Linked DNA regions of Homo sapiens: region 1 is linked to region 2. The links are chromatin loops, found by intact Hi-C in ENCODE. Cell type or tissue: endothelial cell of umbilical vein. All regions are shown on one strand. Links, peaks and the distances in the headings refer to the core of each region. The heading gives the core; the rest is flanking DNA.

Evidence for each region. Peaks named below come from ENCODE experiments on the same cell type or tissue, not always from the same donor. Only the 100,000 strongest peaks of a DNase experiment are listed, where the experiment ranks them.
Region 1: a loop joins it to region 2, with 5 times the contacts of the local background. A loop is called at or near these places in 1 of 110 quality-filtered maps.

Annotation. Positions count from the first base shown.
Region 1 is chr17:34,239,583-34,242,499 of GRCh38, forward strand. No RefSeq gene overlaps it. Among named protein-coding and RNA genes, the nearest start is that of CCL2, 14 kb to the right of the region's middle. In endothelial cell of umbilical vein, for the core only: no CTCF peak of the experiment used is centred there; a DNase peak (open chromatin) is centred at 1,679; H3K27ac peaks cover 2,394 bases.
Region 2 is chr17:34,381,005-34,383,921 of GRCh38, forward strand. No RefSeq gene overlaps it. Among named protein-coding and RNA genes, the nearest start is that of CCL1, 19 kb to the left of the region's middle. In endothelial cell of umbilical vein, for the core only: no CTCF peak of the experiment used is centred there; a DNase peak (open chromatin) is centred at 1,727; H3K27ac peaks cover 1,597 bases.

The sequences.
Region 1 (2,917 bases), core at 244-2,743, 140 kb before region 2:
GAATCCCTTGAACCCAGGAGGCAGAGTTTGCAGTGAGCCAAGATTACACCACTGCACGCCAGCCTGGGCGATAGAGTGAGACTCTGTCAAGAAAAAAAAACAAAAAAAAAAAAGAAAGAAGAAAGAAAGAAAGAAAGAAGGAAAGAAAGAAAAAAGAAAGAAAGAAAGAAAGAAAGAAAGAAAGAAAGAAAGAAAGAAAGAAAGAAAGAAAGAAAGAGAGAAAGAAGGAAGGAAAGAAAGAAAAAGAAAAAGAAAGAAAAGAAAGAAAGAAAGAAAGAAAGAGAAAGAAAAGAAAAGAAAAGAAAAACAGAAGGATTTATTATGATGGGTTGGCTCATGTGATCATGGAAGTTAAAAAGTCCCACAATTTGCCATCTGCAAGCTGGAGGCCCAAGAAAACTAGTGATGTAGTTTCAGTCTAAGCCCAAAGGTCTGAACACTAGTGAAGCCAATGGTGTAAGTCTCAGTCCAAGTCTGAAGGTATGAGAACCAGGAGCACCAGTGTTCAAGGGCAGAGGAAGATGAATGTCCCGGTTCCAGAAAAGAGAGAGTGAACTTGCCCTTTACTCTGTCTTTTTGTTCTTTTGAGCCCTCAATGGATTAGATGATACCCTCACACATTGGTGAGAGTGATCTTCTTTACTGTCTGACAATTCAAATTGTCTTCTCTTCTGGGACCATCCACACAGACATTCCCAGAACTACTGTCTTACTAGCAATCTGGACATTCCTTAGCCCAGTCCAATTGACATACACAATCATTAACAAAAGCATCTTTTCCAGCCATGGTTTGCAGGGGGAAGGCCTTCTGACCAGGGTTTTGTGGGATAAGTAGACATTGGTCTGGTAAAGAAGATAACCGTGCAAAGATCCAGAAGTATGCCTTTGGTGGGTGGAGGGGAATAAAACTCTCTGCAACCAGTTTGGCCTTTCTGGAGGCAGGGTCCCTCAGGGGAGAGAAGAGAGGTGAGGCTGGAGAGGGAGGCAGTGGCCAAGCCACAGCCAAGTTCTGGACGGGCATGCTGAGGGCACAGGGGAGCCAACAAAGGGTTCTCAGCAGGGAAATGGCACAATTGGCTTCACATTTCAGTCTTTTGGTAGCAGGGTGGAGGATAGATTAGAGGTGTGAGATTGTAGGCAAAGAACCAAGCCAGGAACCTTGTGGTATCCAGGAAAACAGTTTTAAGAACGCAAAGATTAGGAGGGCAACGAGGGACTGTACTTGGAGTGTAGGGTAGATGAAAGAATCTAGGAGTCTTGTCATTTCTATTCAGTCTCCTGAACCAAAATTCAACTCCTGAAGTCATAAACCATGTTTCATCAATCCTGGTATCCCAAGTATCTAGCATAATGTCTTGCACAGAAGAGACCCAATTTTGTTAAAGGATGGGTGGATGAATGAATGAGTGAATGAATGAATAATGAATCTTTCTCTAAGACATCACTAATGTCTAATCAATGTTGGTTATTATTATTATTATTATTATTATTATTACCCTAGCTTCCCTGTAGGGAAAGTGGAGGCCCTGAAGAAGTCAGAGTCACAGAAAACTTTACTCTGCTCAGACTAGAAATTCCCCTCCTTTGCTCAGAGAGGGCCAGCTGGAGTCAGCGGGGAGGAAGAGCTCTGGGCAGGAAACAGAGTCCTTCCTGGCTGCTGTCCTGGCCTTGGCTTTCTGCCTGTAGGGCTTTCCGGGCCACAGCTGGAACTTTCCCGTTGTGCTGGGGACCTAGACATGGGAGGCAAGGCAGGGTAGTAGAAGATACCCTGAATTTGTGGTCCAGTTCAGCCACTTAATTGCTTATGGCCTGAACCTCAATTTCCTCTTCTGAAAAATGAAATCGACTTCATAAAATTGCTGTAAGGATCTAAAGAGGCAAGGCTATTGAAGATGCTTATTACAGATACATTTAACTAGTATGAGTTTGTGTGTGACAGCAGTATAGCAAAAATGCCCCAGATTTGGAGACTTGATTCTATTATCTTCCATCTATGTGGCCCTGGTCAAAGTGTTTAACTTCTCTGAACCTTATTTCTCAATTCTCAAAAGGGAAAATAAAGTGCCTGTTACGGCAGGCTGTTGTAAAGACCAGAAATCAGAGATTATAGACAAATAAGCTTGATCAACTGTAAAATGCAGCTTATCTCTAAATCATTATAATTGTAGTTATAATAATCATAATAGAAAAGGCAACTTGATGATTGTTTTTCTTTGGAAGCAGATTATTTGGTCGGCTTAGAGAGTTTTGTGAGCAGAGACAGGTGTCCTGGGAGCTTTGAGACTGGCATGTGAATGGCCATCAGTTAACACGTTCATGCTTCAGTTTCCCTTATCAATGCTTCAGGTGGCTGAAATCATGTCTTTTAAGAGCTCTGCACATCCTGTGACCAGCATGTGACCCAGAAGTATGTGACCAGACAATTTCTTTAAGGGTAAAGTGTATAAAATAAGAGTGACTGCCAGAGATTTATCCAGCATCTATGCTTGGGGATTTTGCAAATCATTTAGCAAGGACCCCTGATGCTCCAAGCAGCTTGTGGCAGAGGAAAGGCTTCTTCTCAGAAAAGGAATTAGACACCAAGTTCCAGCCCAATCCCTGGTCACTAATTTGTTTTGTGACCTTGGGCAAGTCACTGCTTTCTCTGTGTTTTAGGATCATCAATTTGCAAAACGAGGTTTGGATGCCAATGCCATGCAATGTTCATATCAGCCAACCCTCCCCAAGATGGCTGCACCCTCTGTTGGCAGGGTGGTATCTTAACTTATAGGATGTTAGTTACCCTGAGTTCTAGTCAGCTTGGAGAAAAGGCCACAAACAAAGGGTGAGGGGTCTGGAGTCATAGTAACCTCTGGATTTTCCCGAGAGTCTAGCTAAGGACCCAGCATCCAGCAAGATAGGAGACCAGTTTGTTTTG
Region 2 (2,917 bases), core at 296-2,795:
AATTCCAAAGGGACCTAGTCCCCTATTAAGATTTCTCGAGGAGTCCTTACTTTCTCCACTCTTTGAGATTGTTGCTTAATTTCAAATTTCTGAAATATACCATATGTGAAAATTGTAAATGTTAAATCACTGCATCTATTGTACTACAGTTGAACAGAGAAAATTAACAACTGATAAACTGTAAATACAAAAGAATGTCAAAATTTATTACTCTGAGTTTTAATATCATCTAGATAAAAACAAACAAAATAATGTAGCAAGCCTACTCCTCAGTCAAGTTGTCGTTTTATGAAAGAAAAATCAATTTTAATACACATGTATCAATCTCTTATTTTATAGTCAAAACTCCTCTGTCTTAAGACACAAGGTTAAATTGTCACCCTTAGCAAACTAACACAGGAACAGAAAACCAAACACCGCATGTTCTCACTCATAAGTGGGAGTTGAACAATGAGAACACATGGACACGGGGAGGGGAACATCACACACAGGGGTCGGGGGAAAGGGGAGGAAGAGAGCATTAGGACAAATATCTAATGCATGCGGGGATTAAAACCTAGATGATGGATTGATAGGGGCAGCAAACCACCATGGCACATGTATACCTATGTAACAAACCTGCACATTCTGCACAAGTATCTCAGAACTTAAAGTATAAATAAATAAATAAATAAATAAATAAACACATATATATATTTAAAAGTTTTAAAACTAAAAAAAACCCCTATTCTCCAATATTTAAAAAATATTTCTATTAATATTTTCTATTAAAAATTTTAAAGACTTTTTAAACATTTAACCATGTGGAGTTGATTTTTATATATCATGTAATGTAAGGATCCAATTTAATTTATTTGATAGGGATTACCATTTTTCCAGGCCTAATTTTTGAATGGTCTCTCCTTTCCCCATTAATCTGACACACAAACCATATCATATAACATAGCTTTATACATACGTGCTTTTGTTCCTGGACTTTTGTATATCATTTTATTGGTCAGCTTGTGTATCGCTGCATTGACGTACAACTCATAACAAGTTGTGGTATCTGGTAACGTAAATCCCCTCTGGGATTTTTTTTGTTTTAACTGGAAGTGTCTGTCTATTTTTACCCTTTTGTTCTTTTTTTTTGAGACGGAGTTTTGCTCTTATTCCCCAAGCTGGAGTGCAGTGGTGCGATCTTGGCTCACTGCAACCTCTGCCTTCCGGTTTCAAGCGATTCTCCTGCCTCGGCCTCCCAAGTAGCCAGGGTTACAGGCGCCTGCAACCATGCCTAATTTTTGTATTTTTAGTAGAGGTTTCACCATGTTGGCCAGGCTGGTCTCGAACTCATGACCTCGTGATCTGCCCGCCTCTACCTCCCAAAGTACTGGGATTACAGGCATGAGCCACCACACCTGGCCCCTTTTATTCTTCTTTAAAATTTTTTTAGCCATTTCATCAAGTTCCAGGAAACACTCTGTTGGGCACCAAGCTATGCTGTTACTATATACTGGCTTATTGAACCCCAACAGTTACCCAGTGAAGGTCAATATTATTCTCCCCATACTATAGATGAGGTGCACAGAATAGACTGGCTCCACAGCTTCAAAGTAGAAGCTCCAAGATTCAAACCCAGGCATGTCTGACTTGAGAGCCCCTGTCATGCCCACATCACACAGTTTGGGTTGGCATGTGCCCAGCTAGGAGATGCTGAGTCAATCCTGCCCTCTGGGACCCACAGAAAGGGGAGGTTGTCAAAGGTCTCATGGAACAGCTGGTGTTTCCTGTCATTGTTCTGCATGCCTCCCTGTCCCCAGTTCAGCCATGCAGCGCCGGGGGTGGGAGTGGGACGCCTGAGCCCACAGAACCTGGTAGGTCTGCAGAGTCACTAGCGGTGTATGTCTGTCACTTTGCTGAGGATTCCTAGCGACAGCAGAAACCATGCAGGCTGCGTTTGAGGCAGCTCATTTTCGCTAATTAAGGAAAACAACAGCAAACAGAAGCCTGACATCTGGAGGTGATTCATAGTCTAAGAAAAGGGCAGTTAGTTGGTCTCCACAGTAGAGGAGTCTCTCTCTCTTTCTCTTTCTCTCTCTCTCTCTCTATCTCTGTCTCTCTCTTTCCTCCTCACCCCCTGCACCTTAGGACTGGGGAGATGAGTACATGTGAGTACCTACAGTTCTTGAAAGAGAAGAATATCATCTTATTACTCCCCTTACATACAATGAAACAAAGATGGTTAAATAACTGGCCAAGTGATTCCATTTCTCTATCCCCTTGGTAGAGGATGTCATATTAAGGCAGCTCATTTGCAAAGTTGTCATGAGCAATGAGAGCTTGTAGTTAGAGCAGTGGCTCTCAGTACTGTGCCAGCAGCTTCCGCATTAGCTGGGAACTTGTTAGAAAGGCCAATTCTTGGGCCCTACTGAGCCTTAAAGTTTTGGGATGAGGCCCAGTAATCTCTTTAACAAGTCCTCCACCCCGAGTGATTCTGATGCTTCTCACATTTGAGAGCCACTGATAGAGGGGATCTTCCACAGCACCTGACAGAGCGAATTCTCAATCAATGGTAACTATTTGGGCCAGAGCTCAAAATGCTCATTCATGAAAAGCCAAAGTCTCAGCCTCTGGCTCTGCTGACTCCAGACAACTGTTTCCATCAAGTGTCGTCTTAATTCCTAGGAGTAAGACCTCTTTCTGGGAAGATTTGTCCCAAGGTCAGACATCGGTGTATTGGTAGAGATTACCTGGAGATATTCCACTTTAGGGCATGAAAGAATAACAACAGGGCTGAGGTTCAGGCATGTGAAACACTGTGGTTCCTGTGTAATCTTATTTAAGACCCTTGGAGGTTGAGTCTGGGACTCTCACCAAGTCAAATGTGCATGTGACATTATTATATATGCACACACCTATACATACAGCTTCTCATTCA